Regions from separate parts of the Homo sapiens genome. Here region 1 is linked to region 2. A link is a loop called in an ENCODE intact Hi-C map of the cell type or tissue named here. Cell type or tissue: endothelial cell of umbilical vein. All regions are shown on one strand. Each heading gives the region's core, and the rest is flanking DNA. Links, peaks and the distances in the headings are about the cores only. Region 1 overlaps KLHL4 (kelch like family member 4). Region 2 has its middle 180 kb from the start of KLHL4.

Region 1 (10,897 bases), core at 1,706-9,705, 240 kb before region 2:
TGGTTTCCAAAGGCATGGAATATATTTTTCCATCTCTTTATTTTTCATCTATGTGTGTCTTTATAGGTAAAACTTGTTACTCATAGGCAAAAGATCAATGAGTCTTGTCTTTTTTATTCATTCAGCCAGTCTATGTCTTTTGATTGGATCATTTAGTCCATTTACATTCAATGTTATTATCGATGAGTAAGGGCTTACTCCTGCTAATTTGTTTGTTATTTGTTTTCTGTTTGTTTTGTGGTCATCTCTTCCTTATTTCCTTTCTTCCTGTCTTTCTGTAATCAAGTTAATTTTTCTGGTGATATAATTTTGTTTCTTGTTTTTATTTTTTGTGTATCCATTGTATGTTTTTTGGTTTGAGGTTACTGGGAGGTGTGCAAATACTATCATCTTCTAATCCATTATTTTAATCTAATAACAACACTATTTGCATAAACAAACAAACAAAAAGAAAACTAATAAAAAAAATCTGTTTTAGCTATTACCCCTGCTTTAACATTTTGTTGTTTCTATTTATATCGTATTGTACTATGTCTTGAAAAGTTGTACTTATTATTTTTCGTTTTGTCTTTCTAATTAAGAGTAGTTTACACACCATAGTTAGTGTTATAATATTCTGTGTTTTTCTTTTTACTTAATGTCATTAGTGAGTTTTATACCTTCAGGCAATTATTTATTGATCATTAATGTCTTTATATTTTTTATTGAAGTTCTCCCTTTAGCATTTCTTGTAGGACAGGCCTGGTGTTGATGAAATCCCTCAGCTTTCATTTGTTTGTGAAGGGCTTTATTTCCTTTTCATGTTTGAATAATATTTTCACCAGATATATTATTCTAGAGTAAAAGGTTTTTTTTGTTATTGTTGTTCAGCACTTTAGATATATCATGCCACTCTCTTTTGGCCTGTAAGGCTTCCACTGAAAAGTGTGCTGCCAGATGTATTATAGCTTCATTTAATGTTACTTGTTTCTTTTCTCTTGCTGCTTTTGGTATCTTTCCTTTATCTTAACCTTTGGAAGTTTCATTATTAAATGGCTTGAGGTCGTCATTTTGGGGGTAAATCTACTTGATGTTCTATAACTTTTTTTTTTTTTTTTTGGATACGGATAACTTTTCCTAGGTTTGGGAAGTTCTCTCTTATTATCCCTTTAAATGAACTTGCTACTTCTATCTTTTCCCTACCTTCTCTTTAAGGCCAATAACTTTTAGATTTGCCCTTTTGAGGGTTTTTTCTGGTTTCTGAAGGTGTGCTTCATTGTTTTCTATTCTTTTTTTTTATTTTGTCTTTTCTGACTGTGTATTTTCAAGTAGCTGTCTTCAAACTCACTATTACTATCTTCTGCTAGATCCATCCTGCTCTTAAAAGACTCTGGTGCATTCTCCAGTGGTAAAATTGCACTTTTATGCTCCAGGATTTCTTCCTGATTTTTTCAATTAGTTAATCTCTTTGTTAAATGTATCTGATAGAATTCTGGATTCCTTCTCTGCATTATCTTCAATTTCTTTGTGTTTCCTCAACACAGCTCTTTTGAATTATCTGCCTGAACGGTTACATATCTCTGTTTACCCAGAATTGGTCCCTGGTACCTTATTTCGTTCATTTATTGAGGTCATGTTTCCGTGGATGATGTTGATGCTGGTAGATGTTCTTTGGTGTCTGGGCATTGAAGAGTTGGCTATTTATTGTAGTATTTATTGTCTGGGCTTAGTTATAGATGTGCTTCATGGGAAGGGTTTCCAGATATTCGAAAGGACTTGGGTATTGTGATTTAATCAGTATCTACTTTAGGGGGCACCTCAAGCCCAGTAGAACTGTTGTCCTTTCAGATTCATAGAGGTACTGCCTTGATGGTCTTCAACAAGATCTGGGAGAATTCTCAGATTTACCAGGCAGAGACTTTTGTTCCTTTTCCTTTTGTTCTCCCAAAAATGTAGAGTCTCTCTCTTTTCTGAGCCACCTAAAGCTGGAGGTGAAATGACACAAGCACCATTGTTACCACCACCACTATGTGCTGGGTCACATTTGAAGCCAGCCCAGCACTGGTCCTAGCCCAAGGCAAGCTGTAAAAATTCACTGGCTTAAGAGCCCACTTTGTGCTCTGCCCCCTTGTGGTCATGCTGGTACCTAAGTTGCTATGCAAAGTTCCCTTTACTTTTTCCTCTGCTTTTTTCAAGCAGAAGGAGGTTTGTCCTATGGCCATTACAGCTGGTAATGTGCTGAGTCTTACCTGAAGCCAGAAAGTCTAAGGGCTAACCCAAGGCCGTCAATGTACTACCTGGGTATTGCTTCTGGTTATTTAGGGACCAAAGGCTCTTCAGTTAGCAGATGTGAATACTGCCAGGGCTAGGTCCTTTTCATCAAGGCAATGGGTTTCCTTCTGGCTCAGAGTGTGTCTAGAAATGTCTGGGAGCTAGGGCCTAGAATGTGGGCCTCACAACTCTGACTGATGCCCTATTTTGGTATGGCTGACATGGCATCGAAGATGCAAGACAAAGTCCTCCCCACTCTTCCTTTACTCTTCCTTCTCCTTTCCTAAATCAGAAGGAAGGAGTCTTATTTAGAGCTGCAAGCTGTGCTACGTGGCCTGGGGCCAGGGGAGGGTGATGCTAGCACTCCCATGGCTGCCCCAGTTGGTGTCTCACTATGTCAAATTGAGAGGTGAAGCCAGCTGGACTTCCTGTGTCGAGTGGGGACTTGGAGAACTTTTCTGTCTTACAAGAGGATTGTAAAACACATTAATCAGTGCTCTGTAGCTAGCAAAGGGATTGTAAAATGCACCAATCAGTGCTCTGTAAAAACGCACCAATTAACACCCTGTAGCTAGCAAGAGGATTGTAAAATGCACCAATCAGCACTCTGTAAAAACGCACCAATCATCACTCTGTAGTTAGCAAGGGGATTATAAAATGTACTAATCAGCACTCTGTAAAATGCACCAATCAGCAGGATCCTAAAAGTAGCCAATTGCAGGGAGGATTGAAAAAAACGACACTATGATAGGACAGAAACAGAACATGGGAGGGGACAAATAAGGGAATAAAAGCTGGCCACCCCAGCCAGCAGTGGCTACCCACTCAGGTCCTCTTCCACACTTTGGAAGCTTTGTTCTTCCGCTCTTCACAATAAATCTTGCTGCTGCTCACTATTTGGGTCCGTGCCATCTTTAAGAGCTGTAACACTCACCACGAAGGCCTGCGGCTCCATTCTTGAAGTCAGTGAGACCACAAACCCACTGGAAGGAACCAACTCTGGACACAAAATGATCCCCCCACCAGCCCAAGTCCACTTTATCTTGGCCTAGTTCTGCACTAGATGTTGCCTAAGAGATGTAGTCATCATGCTCTAGACTGCCTTTCAAATTTACTTGGGGACACAGAGTGCTGTAGTTCTTTCGTGGTGAGGTTTCATGAACTCAAATTTGGACTGCTTAGATTGGGATTTCCCTCTGGCTAGGGCTGGTTTAAATGTTCCCTTTCTGAACGGCCATCAGCTGACTTTGTTCTGGTTTTTCTTTCTGCTCTTACAGGACAGCACCAAGTTCTATTCCCCACAATTGCTGTGTTATCCCTACAAAAATACTCAGACAGGCTCGCAGCAACAAGCTGCTGCTGCTGGATGTTGGGGAAGTGGTGGCATCCGCGATTCCAGACTGTTTTTTTCTATCTCTTAGGTGCTTTTTTACAGTGATATAAAGTTAAAACCAGGTACCATGAGTGCTCACCTAATTTTCGTTTCTTATGAAGGTGTTTTTTCTATGTAGATACTTATTAACTTGTTGTCCTTGCAGGGGGGATGATCTATTTTTGTCTGCCTGTCTTACTTCAGAAAGATAGGCTTCAAGCTTTGAGATTCTTTCCTCTACTTGATCTATTCTGTTATTAATACTTGTGATTGCATTGTGAAATTCTTATAGTGTGCTTTTAGCTCTATCAGGTTGGTTATGATCCTCTCTATATTGGCTATTTTGGCTGTCAGCTCATGCACTGTTCTATCATACCTCTTAGCTTCTTTGCATTGAGTTACAACATGCTTCTTTAGCTCAGTGAAGTTCATTTTTACCCACATTCTGAAGCCTAGTTCTGTCATTTCAGCCATCTCAGCCTTATCCCAGTTCTGAACCCTTCCTGCAGAGGTGTTGCAGTTATTTGGAGGAAAAGGGGCACTCTGGCTTTTTGAGTTTTCAGCATTTTTGTGCTGATTCTTTCTCATCTTTGTGGGCTCATCTACCTTCTGTTTTTGAGATTGCTTACCTTTGGATGGAGTTTTTCTGGTTTTTTTTGTTGTTTGTTCCTTTGTTTTTCTTTTAACCATCTGGCCACTCTTCCATAGGGCTGCTGCAGTCCGCAGTGGGTCTGCTCTATATTTTAGTCACCTATGTTTGTCCAGTACCTGGAGGTATCACTAGTGAATGCTGTGAAACAGCAAATATGGCCTTTTGCCACTGTCTCTGGAAGCTCTGTCCCAGGGGGGTACTGACCTGTTACCAGACTGAACGCACCTGTAGGAGGTGGGTGGAGACCCTGGTTGGGACGTCTCACACAGTCAGAGGAATGGGATCAAGAAACCCCTTAAAGATGCATTCTGATTGCTTTTGCGGAGAGCAGCTGTGCTGTGTTGGGGATCTCTTCAGCCCCCAATTGGTTTGGCCTCTCCAAGGCCAATAGGCTAGACTGGCTGAGATGCCCAAATAGCCAACATGGTGGTCTTCCCCACCCCCCGGCACTCCACCCCAGGGAGAAATTAGCACTCCGTCTCAGCCTTAAAACATAGGCAGGGGTGGCCAGAAGCCCTGGGTGAGAAAACCCTTATCACAAGAAGTGAACTGCAGTCCCACTTAAAAAAGCAGTCTGGCCATGCCTTGACAAAATAGCCATGTCATGCTGATGAACCAACTGTGACCCTGTCAGCTTGGGCTCTTTAAAGCCCACAGGCTGGAATGGATGAGTTGTCCAAACAATCAACCTGGCAGCCCTCCCCTACATTTAGGTACTCTGTCCCAGGGAGAGATCAGAGCTCTGTCTATAGAATACATGTGAGTGGGGGTGGCTGGAGGCCCTAGCTGGGAGGTCCTGCCCAGTGATGTCTATTTCTTTTATGTTCATTTGGTCTATATAGTGTTGTGCAAGTCTGTTTCCTTTTTAACTTTCTGTCTGGATATTCAATCAATTATTTCAAGTTTGGTATTAAAATCTCCTACAATTGTATTGCTATCTATTTCCCTTTAATGTTTATTTTATATATGTAGATGCTCTGATATTGTGTAGAAATAAGTTTATAATTCTTATATCTTCTTGATAAATTGATATTTTATTATTATAAAATTACCTTCTTTGTATGTATCTTGTGACACTTTTTGACTTAACATCTCTTTCATCTGATGGAAGTATAGCTCCCTATTTTTTTTGTTGTTCTTATCTGTATAGCATATCATTTTCTATCACTTCACTTTCAGCCCGTGTGTGTCCTTGAATCCAAAGTGTATCTCTTCTAGGCAGCATAAAGTTGGATCTTGCGTTTTTATCCATTCAGCAACTCTGTCTTTTCATGGGGGAGGTTAATCCATTTATGTTTAAATTATTTTTGGTAGGTAAAGACTTACTCTTGCAATTTTGTTGGTTTTTTTTTTTCTGTCTTGCAATTATTCTGTTTCTCTTTCCTCCCTTACTGGTTTCTTTCCCTTTTTACTAATTTTTTTGTAGTGATATGCATTAATTCCTTCCTCCTTTCTTTTGTGTATATTCTATATGTATTTTGTTTGAGATCACATGAAGCAACATAAAATATCTTGTAGTTATCACCATCTAATATAAGCTAATAGCAAGTTAACTTCAATCATTTACAAAACTCTACATATTTACTTCTCTTTCTACACACTTTATGTTTTTGATGTCACAATTTGTATCTTTTACATTGTGTATCCACTAACACATTTTTGTATTTATTGTTATTCTTAAGACTTTTGTCTTTTAATTAATGTTATACTAAAATGAAAAGTGATTTACCCATTATCGTTGCATTATTATGGTATTCTGTATTCACATATTTACCTTTACCAATGAGTTTCATACTTTCCTATGCTATCATATAATGTTCAGCATCCTACATTGCAACCTGAATAACTCTTTTAGCATTTTTGTAAGGCAGATCCAGTGGTGATGAACTCTTTCAGTTGTTGTTTGTTCAGATATGTCTTTATCTCTCCTTCATTTATGACAGTTTTGCCAGGTATAGTATTCTTGATTGGCAGTTATTTTCTTTCAACACATTGAATATATCATCCTACTACCTTATGTCCTGAAAGGTTTATGCTGGGAAATCTGCTGATTGGCTATTGATGGTTTCTTTGTATATGACAAGTTGTCTGTCTCTTACAGATTTCAAAATTCTCTCTCCTAGACTTTTTATAATTTGATTATAATGTGTCTTGGTGGATAATGTTTTGGATACTTTGGGCTTTGCTAGTCTAGATGTCCATTTCCCTCTTCAGATTTGGCAAATTTTTGGCCACTATTTCTTTAAATAAACTTTCCACTCTTTCTCATTCTCTTTTCCTTGTGGAATTTCCATAATGTATGTATTTGTTTGATGGTGTTATATAATTTCTGTAGGCTTTCTCACTCTTTATTATTATTCTTTGAATATTCTGGAAGCTTCTCAAACCTTTTCTATGCGTATGTTTTCTCTGTACTGCTGTGTATAGATTTCTAATTAGAAGAGATTTACAGACTGATTTTTTTTTCAGTAATTTGTAATCTCTTGCTCCCTCTGGTGTCTTCCTTTTGTACCATAGGCTGGAGACATGCTCCACTCCTCTCCCTTCTTGCCTTTGGAGAAACTACAATTACTGTACCATCTTTGAGTCTCACAGAGCCATAATGAGTACAGCAAGCCACTTGTCCCTTTTCCTTATTTCTTAGCTGCCCCTACTAAACTCTGAAAGTTCTATTACTGTTCTAGTTGAAGAAAGAATATAGCACATTGAGATTTAGACTGGAAGTCCAGGATGTTAGAGGCACACTTCACTCCTCTCTCTCCCTCCTGAGAAAGAAGCCTCAGGTTCTGTGACTTCTCTCAATCTGACAAAGCTGTGTTACATTGTAAGCCAACTACCCCCATTTTTTTTGTTATAATTGCCACTGGGCATCCAAACTGTGCCAGCTCCTTTAGCACTCTGTGCAAAAAAAGACAGAAACTGTCTTGAGTGGCACACCAAAAGGCTGGGAAATTGGAGACATACTTAATGCTCTAATTTTCCCTAAGGAGGAAGTTGCTTACAGAGGGAGTCTCTCTCAGTGCTGAGCTGCTCTGGCTTAAGAAGGGGCTAATGCAGATAAATTAATATTGCTTTTCTTATTCATTTCAATGCAGTTGTTTTCAGTTTTGTGCTCATCTGGAGTACTGCAACTTCTTAACTAAATTATGGTCTTCTCATAAAGAAGTTTTGGTCCACATATCATTGTTAAATCAGTGTTTCTGTGGGGAATGAGGGCTGTGGCTACATATTCTACCATCTTGCTGACATTATTCCTTCTTAGTTAAGTTTTACCAAAATCTAGATAAGGCAATGATCCATCAAAGTGGATTCTTAAATTTCTCACATTGCCTCTACTAATTAGTCTATTAGAATATATAACCTTGTAAAAATTACCATTCCATAAATTCACTTTAGTAAATGAGGAAAATATATTTTATTTTAATTTAATTTAATTTGAATTAGGGATATATTTGGAAATACAATCCAAATTCAATTAAAAAAGAGAAAAGAAACTTTATAAAGAAGAATAAATTCCAGAAATTATCAGCACATTTTAATCAGAAAACTATATAAAGGAACATGTAATATTTTGCTGGTATTTAAATACAGGTATTGTACATAGGTATCTCATCAAAGTCCCATTTATTTTGCAATGAATTAGAACCAAATGACAGAGATATAAATTTTTGTAAGAATATATTTGTAGGATTTTTTCTAGTATAATTTTTTATAATCATATTAGCAAAGTAATATCAATTAATTTATTGATTAAGACCCTTGACAATCTTGTGTAATACCAATGTTATTTTAGTGTTTACTTATTTAAAAGAAAGCATTACATTCTTTAAAGACACAGGGAAGAAGAAAATATAAAGACATACATGCTAGAATCAGGAAGGCAGTTGTAAAACGAAGCATAGCATGATTCTATTAAGTGACAATCACTGGAGTTATTGATTATATATTTATTTTTAAGAGCTTTAATCCTTTTCCCATTTAGAAAACAAATGTGCAGCTTACTGTCAGCTCTCATTTAATTTTACATAAATGTGCTCTGAGGCTGAAGCAAATCTGATTTTCAATATGAAAATAAAATATAAAAACCGTTCTTGGAGTTATTTCTAAAGAGATCTAACGTCAGAATTGTCTGAGTCATCAGAATCATCTATTTCAGACAAATTGCCCTCATCAAATGAATCTTCAGTCAACAACTGTTTGAGAATGATGTTAACATCATGCGTAGGAATGTTACATTTCCTAGGATTTGACATTTTTGGCAATCAAGAATTACCACATAATGTAAATGGAAATACCACTACTAAAAACAGAATGTTATAAATAGAACGATGTCTTTTGTTTTCAAAGCTGATATACTAGAGCTATGTGAAAATAAGAATAAAAGCACGATATTTTATGTCAAAATTATCTCAGCGTAAATGCTGCAGCCACAAGTGCCACCGGCGTGTATGCTCCGGGAAAACAGGAAAAGGAAAAGGGTTAAATATATTTAATGTTTTAGCATAACCTGTAAGTTTTAGCATTTTAGCATACACTTATCTGTATGTTGTAATCTAATGCAGTGTAGCTTACTTAGTGGCAAAATTTCCTGCTGTTTAACTTTATAACAGTATTTCAATGTAAAGTGACTTAATTAAGCACATGACATTTTAAAATATTTTCATTGTTCATGAAGTTTTAATCAATACCATACTTAAAGGCCAGCTATTATTCTTTCTCATGGACTAGATTTATTATTTTGTAATTTTAATAAAAATGCTTTATTTAAAATATGATGTTTCATTTCAATCTAGCAGGTTAAACTAATAATTTTCTATATATTTGGTAAGTATTTTTAAAAATAAAAGTATATCCATATCTATGTGTATGTAGAGAGAGTCCTCATAAAAAATATTGTCTTGAAAGATTCTGAATAAGACTGCATACAATTGATCAATTCGACATATTAACTAGTAAATAGTTATATAAAACCGTCACAAGTGTAAAGATTTCGTAACAGGATAGCCACATTACAAAAACTATAGTTTTATGTTACTTTAGAAACACATCAAATAAAATAATTTTATAATGGTAAATACTCCATATAAATCATCAATTGTAGTTCATTTTATTTTTAGATAAACTTCATTTATCATTGAAGATTTTTGTTTTTATAAAAACCGCTTTTATTTGAAACAATAATTGTACATATTTACCAGGTCTAGAGTGACATTTCAAGACATATACAAGGTGTAACTAGGATATGCATTACTTCAAACATTTATAATTTATTTGTTTGGGGAATATTTAAAAATCCTCTTGAGTATATTGTGTTTTTAAAGCTGTCTTCCTTGGCATATAAAGTTTTTTTTCTTATGTTTTATGGATTAAAATACAGGTACATATAATGTATTTTTCAGCTTTCACATATTACCTCAAATATCCAAAACTACATGAAATAGAAAATACAATTATTTCTCTTTTTGGCTATCAAGGGTAAAGAGTAAGGATGATCACCAACCTCATCAGAAATTATACCTCCCAGTTATCACTGTTTCTATTAAAACAAGAGCTTCTGATTACTTTCCAATATCATAGTATTGTAGAAATCTCACTGGAGGGGCAGACTCCAATTTTTATAATTGCAACATGGATCTCCTTATAGGTTAATGTTAATGAAGTTTCTATGTTATCACAGTATTTCCCAAATTTTCAAACCAACACTATAAAGTTTCACAAATATTTAACTTATGGACCTTATCTGAGATGTTATCTTTTCAGTATTGCCAGGATCAAGTATTTTCAGTAGTTTATATTAACTCAGCTATTTGCTTTTTAGCCCCTCATTTTTAGTTAAATGGAAGTGAAATCCAAGATTTGCTGGCTCTAAATATATAGTTCTCCCCAGTACGCACTTCTTTTTACAAATTTCATTCTCACTGCCCAGATTAGATTCTGTCTTTCCCCTAATACTGTTACCACTTCAGCCCACAATGTTTTCCCTCTGCTAAATTGTAAAACATCTATGTGTCTTGCATTTTTCAAGTTTCCTTATATCACCTGTTTTTCCTGACTTCTGACCATCTTGGAAAATCTACTCTAGATATATCTTCAGTTTCGATTTCCCTCATTTACAGGATAACTATAACTAGACCTAAAACTGAAAATGTAATATGACTAGCAGAAAGTCTAATATGTCATTATCACCTATACCAGCAGTCCCCAACCTTTTTGGCACCAGGGACTGGTTTCGTGGAAGACAATTTTTCCATGGATGGGGGATGTTGGAGGGGATGGTTTCGGGATGAGACTGTTCCACATCAGATCATCAGGCATTAATTGGATTCTCATAAGGAGTGCACAACCTGGGTCCCTTGCATGCACAATTCACAATAGGGTTCCTGCTGCTATGAGAATCTAATGCTGCTGCTGATCTGACAGGAGGCAGAGTTTAGGAAGTAATACTCACTTGTCCGCCACTCACCTCCTGCTGTGCGGCCTGGTTCCTATCAGACCGCGGACCATTACTGGTCCTCACCCCTGTATCAGGAAACTTCTAGTAAAGAAGCTAAAGATTGTATTCATTGATTTTGTTAGCCATATTACACGCTATTCGTTCATACTGTAATTGTGATCAACTGATC
Region 2 (10,897 bases), core at 926-8,925:
TATCATATTTCAGTTTCTATTTTTTAATTTCATGACATAATTTTGTTTTCTTCTACACTTGGAATTCCTCAAGACTCAGTTCCAAGTACTCTTTTTGCTCATACCATACTCTCCCCTTAGGGGAACTTAACCATACCAATGCCTTCTGTTCTTCTTATTTGTTCGTATCTAAAGCCCAGACCTCTTGTGATACCAGTTACATTTATCTAGCTCTCACAGAAAATCTCCACTTGACTATCTCAAAGTTACTTTAAATTCACCATATTTAATGCAATATGTGATTTAGTCTTCACCTAGTAAGTCCGCTATCAGTGAATGGCATCTCTCTATCGAGTTTTGAAAACCAGAAATTTAGGAGTTATTCATAAATACTCCTGTCTTTCTTACTCCCTATGTCCAATATAGCAGCAAACCTTGCTAATTTACATAGAGAAAAAAGTCCATGAGTGACAAAATTGTGACTTATTTGGATTATCACTGTATCTTTAGAACCTAGCACAATACCTGGCAAAGAGTAAGGACTCAATAATTATTTATTAAATAAATTAATTAATGAACATGGGAAGTGTTAGCAATTTAACATGTTAATATTTTCATGGGCATTAACTACTTTTAATATACTTTATGTTGTAGGAGTAAGTATCACAAATATATGTTAAACATTTCTGGCAGGTATTTTCGTTTTCTATGGCTGCTGTTATAAATTACCAAAATTTAGCAACTTAAAACAATAAAATTTTTTAATCTTACAGTTTTATAGTTTAGAAACCTAAAGTGGTCCTCCCTGGACTGAAATCAAGGTTTCCACAGGGCTGTATTTCTTTCTGAAGATTCTCTGGGAGAATCTTTTTTCTTGCCCTTTCCTTATTCTAGAGGCCACCCATACTCCTTGGGCTTGTAGTTGTCTTACTTCTATCTTTAAAGTCAGCAAGAGTTCTTCTTACATCACTCTGACCTCCTCTTCTGCCTCCCTTTTCCACATTTAAAGACCCTTGTGATTATACTGAGGTCACCTGAGTAATTCTGGATAATCACTCTATTGTAAGGTCAGCTGATTAACAACCTTAATTCCATCTGCTACCTTAATTCCCCTTTACCATGTAATATAATGCATTATAAAATTCCAGGAATTTTAGTATCTTCGATGGGCCATTATTATGCTTACTAAGTAAGCATATAGCACAGACAAATAATCACTGACTAGGCAACATCTATAAAATCAACAGTTGGTACATATTAATAACGTTGCCATTTATTGAGAGCTTATCATGTCGTATATATGGTGGTTATTATTTTAGATATATTATTTCAATGCTAAAAACAACCAAATGAAGTATAATTCTAATAGCCTCAGTTTATGTATAAATAAACTGAGTATTACAGAAGTGAAGTAATAAGCACGTTCATATGCTGTGAAGTTGTGTCAGGCTTCAAAGTGCAAGTATCTGCCTCCAAAACCTGCTTTTCAGGGAATCACTGTACTTCATTGCCTATGAACCCTAATATGTAGATTGGATTTTGTGGTTTCATTCATCCCATGATGTTCATGCAACTTTCAGACTTTCTCGGGTATGTTATATCACTTTTTTTAAAAAAAAAAAGACAGAGCCTCACTCTGTTGCCCAGGCTGGAGTGCAGTGGCATGATCTCAGCTCACTGTAACCTCTGCCTCCTGAGTTCAAGCAATTCTCATGCCTCAGCCTCCCGAGTGGCTGGGATTACAGGCACGTGCCACCATGCCCAGCTAATATTTTTGGGGGGAGTTGTTGTTTTTTTTTTTTTTTTTTTTTTGGAGAGACACGGTTTCACCATGTTGGCCAAACTGGTCTCGAACTCCTGACCTCAAGTGATCTCAAAGTGCTGGGATTAAAAGCGGGAGCCACTGCGACCAACCCTGTTATATCATTTCCTAAAGATTCTTACAGTCCAGTTATAGTGTCAATATGCTGCTGGAGACAAAAGTATAAGTGCCAGGTGTTGTGGGATATACCAGGGATCACGCCTGTAATCCCAGTACTTTGGGAGGCTGAGGCTGGTGGATCACATGGGGCCAGGAGTTTGAGACCAACCTGGCCAACATGGCAAAACCCCATCTCTACTAAAAATACAAAAATAGTCGGATGTAATGGCACACACCTGTAATCCCAGCTACTCTGGAGGCTGAGGGCTGATGCAGGAGAATCACTTGAACCCGGGAGGCGGAGGTTGCAGTGAGCCGAGATAGCACCACTGCACTCCAGCCTGGGTGACAGAGTAAAACGCTGTCTCCAAATAAATAAATAAATAAATAAATAAATAAATAAATGAAAGTATAAGTATAAAACAATGATAGCAAGGGTAGCTTATGATATTTAGGTATACATGAGAAAGAATCCATGTAAAATGACAGAACTTAATATTTTCACAGTAACAAATCACATTTTTCTTATCCTTTTTGTACTCCAGTATCAATAATTTTAATAACAAAAATAGTGTTAATAATAATAATTGTTACAGAATAGTCAGTTTCTTAAAAGATGAAAAAAACAAAAACTCTGCTAATTTAGTCTGGAATCAATTTTCTGTGAACCTTGCAGTCTACATCAATATTGACCCTCAAATAGTGAAAACAAAGTTAAACTAAAAAAATGTGCTATATACTACAATATATAAAGCACTCTATCTGGATGTTTTAAGTAATATAAAAATAATGGATTTTATGTGATGCATTTCTTACATTACACAGGCAACAATGGACCATAGGGGTTAACATCATCCAACAATATAAACCGAAGTAGACCAAAAATAGTCTAAGAGAAACTGACTTGAGATGTTGCAGTAGTCATAGTTGATGCCACTCAAAACTATTAGTCTAAACCAATCATAGTAATAAAATCTTATTTATTTTGCCAGTAATAAGTTTAGAAATCGGCATGTGGCCCAAAACTTGTCAATGTGATATGCAAACACTGCGGAGTTCCTTCTCAGGAAAGTCAGCATGACACTACAAAAAGACATACTTTTCTTCTTTTGGAGGTCACCATGTCAGAAGTTGACACCTTGAGCTATTTCAATCCTATTGTTAGAAGCCTGAGGGTAAATTCAATATATGAAAAAACTGCAGATTGTAAAGAATCACAGAGAAATGGAGCCAGAGCCTTGAGGCCACCCTGACTCCTTACTTTTGTAGCTTAGTAAATTTCATTGTTATTTAAGTCATTCTGAATTGGGTTGCTGTTTTATGGACCAAAAGCACCCTAAATGATACAAAGTAAAAGTAAGTAAAAGATTAGATAATAGAACATAGGAGACTTAAGGGATAAATTCCCCCCAAAATTTACAGTCTGAAGAGGTCTAAATGTATTTATAGATGAAGTTGAAGAATTGATTGAAATGAAGAAAACAAAGATAAAATAGTATAAAAGAGAGAAGCAAAACTAGAGGAGATAAGGTCATGAAAGAGACAATCTTCTTAATTTTGCCCCTTTTTTATCCCCACTTTCAGAAGTACCTGAAAGTAACAATTCTTAGGATCAGGAGAACAATGAGCACAATGTAAAGTCCATTAGGACAGAGAGGTTTTTTTCTTTAAATTAACAGGCATGTACCTAGAACCTAGAACATAGGTGCCTGAAACACAATTAGTCAATCAACACTTATTTGCTAAGTTAAAGAAATGATGTCCAAAGACTGGGTGGTGACAGTCATCAAAGCTGAAAATGATAATTCTTGCATCTGTTGTCTAAATCAAAAGTGAGAAGACATAATTTGATTTCATAAATTCCTGTTAACTGGCTATGTTATAAAACATCTTTCTGGTGGAAGTACAACTCTGCAACAGAGTAATTGCTAGATTTTATTCATTCATACAATTTCTATTGAAAAAAGTCACAAAGAAGCTATTAATTAAAAATAATAAAGTAATGGAACCAATGTCCAAAACATGTAAAGTTTTAATTTAAAACTTCTATTTTATGTGTGTTTTTTAAATTAAAACAAAGAAGCTGTTAAAATTTGAATGATGATATTGAGAAAGACAAAAGGTTTACATGTGTAATGTATTATCAAATGCTGCTATTTAATTTGGGACGGTTAATAAGAGGAAAATAAGACATAAATAGTACAGAATATTAGGAGGCAAAACAACAAAGATGGTGAACATGGGACTTAATATATGTTATATCTGAACAGCATAATTAAAAGAGCTAAATTTTTATACCCAAGTTCCAATAATGTTACTGATCCATAGCTAAAAAGTTCCAAGGGTTAATTTAATGTATATTTTGAAAAGTTAGGCATTATTGGCCATAGACCATATTAAGTGCATTACAAATTTTAATAAAATGCATTGTTTTTGTCACTGTAGTATAATAGTGGCAGTTGAGTGTGAAGAAATAGATTCCTTCTTCCTCTTTTGTTTTCAGTGCTGCTTTGTTAATTTTTAACTCAAGATGTCCCTCTGCTGGAGTACTGGATTATTGATATGTAAACTAATTCTTTGTACAGGGCATGCTCAGATTTTGAGAATGAATTATCTAAAATGTTTCTGCTGCTTTGTAATAAACTAACCATGTTACACTTGAAGTGTGATAATTAAAATATACATATTAATATTTCTATAAATTACTTACAGAATTTCTGTTAAAAACTATTTCCCACACCAGTCCATTTTCCAAGTGCAAATCTAAGTTCCATCCCTGCTACCCTCACTCTCAACAATAACTTCTCTTTTACATATAATCTGATTGATATAATCTTCCTAATCTACTTATTTTCTTCATACCAATTCATACAATATTTCCCTTTTGTGTTTGACTTATTTTACTTAGCATAATATTTTCAAAAGTCATCCATGTTGTAATATGCATCAGAATTTTATTTCACTTTAAGGCTAAAGAATAGTTCATTAGATGTATATAGCACATATTGATAATTCATTCATACATATATAGACATATGGGTTATTTTCACTTTTTGGCAATAGCAAAAAAAAAGTTTCTTTGTTCATTTTATCATAACCCTCTTCTCTGTTCTATTCCTATATTCTAAATTCCAAAGCCATTTCACTCAATTTTTTTCTCATCCCTTTTGGGATATTTCCACATTCATGATTTTTTCTTGCTACTGTATCGGTTGTTATGGTGGTGAAATACACATAACACAAAATTTACCATTTTTAAGCATACAGTTTAGTGGAATTAAGAATATTCGTGTTCTCGTGCAACTATCACTACTATTGATCTCCAAACCTGTTCATCCTTCAAACCTGAAACCCTGTACCCACTGAACAATGATTCCCAATGATCCCCTCCCATGCGACCCTATAACACACTATTTTGTCTCTAAGAATTTGATTACTCTAGGTATCTCACGTGAGATCATACAATATTTTCCCTTTTGTGTCTAACTTATTTTACTTAGCATAATATTTCTGAAAGTCATCCATGTTGTAATACACATCAGAATTTTATTTCATTTTAAGGCTAAAGAGTAGTTCATTAGATGTATATTTCACATATTGATAATTCATTCATATATATATAGACACGTGGGTTATTTCCACTTTTTGGCAATTGCAAATAATAATGCTGTGAACATTCATGTACAAATAGCTGTTCCAGTCCTTCCTTTCAATTCTTTTGGATACATACCTAGAAGTGAAATTTCTGGATATATAGTAGTTCTGGGTTGAATTTTTTCAGTAACCACTAGAGGTCTTCAACAGCTGCTACATCATTTTACATTCTCATCAGCAATGTACTAGGGTTTCAATTTCTACACATCCTTAACAACTTTTTTTTAGATTAGTTTTATTTCATATTGATAATAGCCATTATAATGGGTATAAAGTAATATGTTATTTTCATTTTATTGTCTTAATGACTAATGATGTTGATAATTTTTTATATATTGAATACTTGCATATTTCTTTGGAGAATTGTCTAAGCCTTTTGTCCACTATTCAATTGATTTGTATTCTTTTTCGTTGTTGAGTTGTAGGAGCTCTTTATATATATATTCTAGAAACCAATTCTTTATCAAATATATGACTTGCAAATATTTTCTTTCATTTTATAAGTTGCTTTTTCACTTGTTTGATAGTGTTTCACTATTTGATAGTGTTTCACTTGTTTGATAGCACAAAGAAGTTTTTAATTTTGATGAAGTCCAAAAAAATTATATATATTTTGTTGATGCCTGTGTTTTTGGTGTCACATCTAAAAAAATCACTGTCAAATCTAATGTCATAAAGATTTGCCCCATATTTTCTTATAGGTTTTATATGTTTTATAGTTTTAGCTCATATTATTTTATTTTTTAATTGGCAAATTAAAAATGCATATTTTTAAAAAGACAACATAATATTTTGAAATATGTATACACTGTGGAATGGCTCAGTTGAGTCATATGAGTTGAACATATACATTACCTCACATACCATATTTTTGTGGAGAGAACACTTAAAATCTACTCTCAGAGATTTTCAAAATAAAACATATATCTTTTAACTACAGTCATCATGTTGTACAATAGATCTCTTGAAATTATTTCTCTTATGTAACTGAAGTTTTGTATTATTTGACCAATGTCTCCCCGACCCCTTATACCTCATCCTCTAATAAACACCATTCTATTGTCTACTTCTGTGACTTCAATGTTTTATTTGTTGTTGCTGTTTTTAGATTCTATATACAGGTGCGATTCTTCAGTACTTGTCTTTTTGTGTCAGGCTTCTTTCTCTTAATATAATGTCCTAAGGGTTCATTCACGTCACAGATGATGACATTTGCTTTTTTTCTAAGACTGAATAGTATTCTGTTTTGAATACATGCCATATTTTCTTTATTCATTCATCTGTTGGTGGACACAGGTTGATTCCGTACCTTGAGTACTGCAAATAATGTTGAAATGAACTTGGGAGTGCAGATATTTTTTTTTTCATATACTGATTTCCTTTCCTTTGAATATGTACCCAGAAGTGGGATTGCTGGATCATATGGAAATTCTATTTTTTATTTTAATTTTTTGAGGAAGCTCCATATTGTTTTCCATAATGAGTATACCAATTTACATTCCCACTGACAGTGTACCACTTTCTAACTGTACTCACATGGTTTTTTTTCTGTGTATGTACATCCTGGTGTCTCCGTGTGTCTAAATTTTCTCTGTTATAAGGACATCGGTTAGGTTGGGTTAGAGCCTACACAATTATCCTCATTTTAACATAATCACCACTTTAAAGACTAGATTTGCAAATACAGTCATATTCTAAGGTACTGAAAAATCGTGGCTTCAACATATGAATTGAGAGCAAGAAACACTTTTCATCCTTTAGCAGCCAGATAGTAACTATTTTAGGTTTGCAGGCCATAATTGCTCTGTTGTGACTAGTAAAATCTGCCATTAAAGCAGGAAAGGATCTTTAGACAACACATAAACAAATTTATATGTTTGTGTTTTAAACTCTAAGTAACAAAATAGTAATAATAAAGTAATAATAAAAGAGGAATATCTTAAAGGTTATTAGGGGTGATGAAATGTAATTTAAAAAGTATTCTATCATAGTGTTTCTATACACCAATAATGAACTAGCTGAGAAAGAAGTCAAGAAGGCAATCACATTTACAATAGCTACAAAAAATTAAAACACTCGGAATACATTTAACCAACAAGCTGAAAGACTTCTACAAGGAAAACTGCCCCAAACTGATGAATACGATTATTAATTAATCTTATTACTAATAAGTTGTTTGTGAAGAGTACACAAATAAGTAGAAAGACATCCCATGCTCATGAACCAGAAGAATTAATATTGTTAAAATAACCATACTGTTAAAAGCTATCTAGAGATTCAATGCATTCCCTATCAAAATACCAATGTCATTTTTCACAGAAATAGAAAAAAGCAATCCTAAAATTCACAGGGCACCAAAAAAATGTACAAATAGCCAAAGCAATTCTGAGCAAAAAGAACAAAGCTGGAAGCATCACTATCAGACTTCAAAATATACTACAGACACAAAAACATTATGGCATGCATAAAAACAGACACGTAGACCAAAAGAAGAGAAAAAAAAGTAAGCCAGAAAGAAATCCACATATTTACAGCCAACTGAGTTTGACAAAGGCACCAAGAACATACACTGGGGAAACAACACCCTCTTCAATAAATGGTGCTTGGAAAAAACAGCTTAAGATTGATTAAAGACTTACTTAAATATAAGACCCAAAAGACCCAAAAATATAAAACTACTGGAAGAACACATAGGGAAACATTCTGTCTCGGAAAAGCTTTTATGGCTAAAACCTTAAAAGCACAGGCAACAAAAACAAAATGAGATAAATGGGACTATATTAAACTGAAAACATTCTGCACAGCAAAGGAAACAATGGAGTGAAGAAACAACCTTAGAATGGGAGAAAACATTTAAAAACTATTCATCCAACAAGAGACTAATATCTAGAATATGCAAGTAACTCAAACAACAGTAACAACAACAACAAAAACACCAAATAATCCCATTAAAAAGTGGACAAAGGACACAAATGGACATTTCTCAAAAGAATACATACAAATGGCTAAAATGTATACGGAAAAAATACTCAACATCACTAGCCATTAGGGAAATGCAAGTCAAAACCATAATGAGTTATTATCTTACCACAGAATGATTATTATTTAAAAGACAAAAAGTAACAGATGCTGGCGAGGATGCAGTGAAAAGGGAACTCTTATACAATATGCATTGGAATGTAAATTAGTACTGCCACTATGGAAAACAGTGTGGAGACTTATTTAAAACTAAAATATAACTAGCATATAATCTAGCAATCCTATTACTAGGTATTTATTCAAAGAAAAATCAGTATATCAAAGGGATTCCTGCATTTTCACATTTATTACAGCACTATTCACCGTAAGAAAGATATGGAAGCAATCTATGTTGCCATTAGTGGATGAATGGATAAATAAAATGTGGCATATATACACAATGGGATGCTATTCAGCCATAAAAGAAAGAATAAAATCATTTTATCTGCAGCAACATGGATGGTACTGAAGGTCACTGATGAGTGAAATAAGCTAGGCATGGAAAGACAAATATCACGTTCTCACTCAGGTGTGGGAGCTAAAAAACATTGATCTCATGAACATAGTGAGTAGAATGATAGACACTGGAGGTTGGAATAGGTATGTAGGTAGAAGGGGGATTAAGATAAGTTGGTGATGGGCACAAACATATAGTTAGATAGAACGAGGAAGTTCTATTTTTCAATAGCAGAGTAGGAAAACTATAGTTAAAAGCAATTTATTGTATATTTAGAAGTAGCTAGAAGAGAGGACTAGAAATGTTCCAAACACATAGAAATGATAATTACTTCAGGTGCTGAACACCCCAAATACCCTGATGTAATCATTATACAGTCCACGAATGTAAAAAAAATCATACATACCCCATAAATATGTACAAGTACTATATCAATAAAAAACAAAATAAATTCAATTAACTTAAAAAACAGTAGAAAAGAAGAACATAGATACAAAAGATATATTGTGTTCTGCAAATACATATAGAATTATGGTAGAATTAAACCCAACTGTATCCAAAATTACATTAAATATAACTAAACAATCCAGAAAAAAATAGAAATTAAAGACATATTTTGTGCTAATTTTAAGTGGCACACTCATATATAAACATAGAGATAAGTCCTTAAAAAAACAACTACACAAATGCTAAGCAAAAGAAAGCAAGTATGACTATGATAATACTGGATAAAGTGAATACTACATAGATAGAGATATTTTACATTGATAAAAAGGTTAATTCAAAAGGAAGACAACAATATTAAATGTATATAGATCTAATAGCACAGATTCAAAATACATGAAAACAGCAGTCAGAATTAAAGGGTAAATAAATCAGTAGTTATTTTTGAGAATTCAATGACTCTCATGGAGCGGAGCAAATACTGTAGATAAACTAACCCTAAGAATATAGAAGACCTAACAAACACCGTCAACCCCCTTGACCTAAATGATATTTTCAAAATACTATACCTGAGAATAACAGAATACACATTCTTTTCGTATACACATGGAACATTCATCAAGATAGACCATGTACTATACCACAAAACCAATCTTAATACATTTTCAAAGATTGAAATCTTAGAGATTATATTTCTGACCACAGGAGAAATAATATAAATCATTAACAATATGATATCTAAAATATACTCCAAATATTTGGAATTAAAAAAAACACTTTTAATAATCCATGGGCTAAAAAAATCACAAGAAAAATTAGAAAATATTTTAAACTGTGGAATAATACCAGTAAGATGTATCAAAATATATGGGATTCAGCTAAAAGCACTGCTAGCAGAAAATTTATTTAGTTACCTGCTTATATTAGAAAAGATGTCAAATCAACAATCTAAAATTCCACTCAACAAAACTAGAAAAGAAAGAACAAATTGAACTCTAATGAAATGTAAAAAAGATAAGAATAGGAATCAAAATCAATGAAATAGTGATTGTACAAAAAATAAAAAAATTAATAGTATTGAAAGTTGATTCCTTGGAAAAATGGAAAGATTGATATACTCCTGCCAAGAATGAAGAAGAAAAAGGGAAGAAATCACCAATTATTCTTATTCAGAATGAAAGAGAACATATGATTACAGATTCTGAATATATAAAAAGGAAAATATGGAAATATTATAAAAATATTTCTTCCAATAATATTAAAACCTTAAATGACTTAGACAAAATTTTTGAAAAACACAACAAAGATGGAAAGAGAAGAAATGAAAAATCTGAATCAATTATCAAAAATCTTCCATCAAATATCACCGTAGTTATATGTATAATAAGTAATGACTGTAGAAATGAAAAGCATAGGCTAGTGAT

What was found. A loop is a pair of places that touch in the nucleus more often than their neighbours do. Peaks named below come from ENCODE experiments on the same cell type or tissue, not always from the same donor. Only the 100,000 strongest peaks of a DNase experiment are listed, where the experiment ranks them.
Region 1: a loop joins it to region 2, with 11 times the contacts of the local background. A loop is called at or near these places in 6 of 110 quality-filtered maps.

What each region holds. Positions count from the first base shown.
Region 1 is chrX:87,575,059-87,585,955 of GRCh38, reverse strand. All of the region lies in intron 1 of KLHL4 (kelch like family member 4), which reads right to left. Among named protein-coding and RNA genes, the nearest start is that of KLHL4, 63 kb to the right of the region's middle. In endothelial cell of umbilical vein, for the core only: a CTCF peak has its summit at 2,104 (motif pointing left); no DNase peak of the experiment used is centred there.
Region 2 is chrX:87,332,241-87,343,137 of GRCh38, reverse strand. No RefSeq gene overlaps it. Among named protein-coding and RNA genes, the nearest start is that of KLHL4, 180 kb to the left of the region's middle. In endothelial cell of umbilical vein, for the core only: no CTCF peak of the experiment used is centred there; a DNase peak (open chromatin) is centred at 4,407.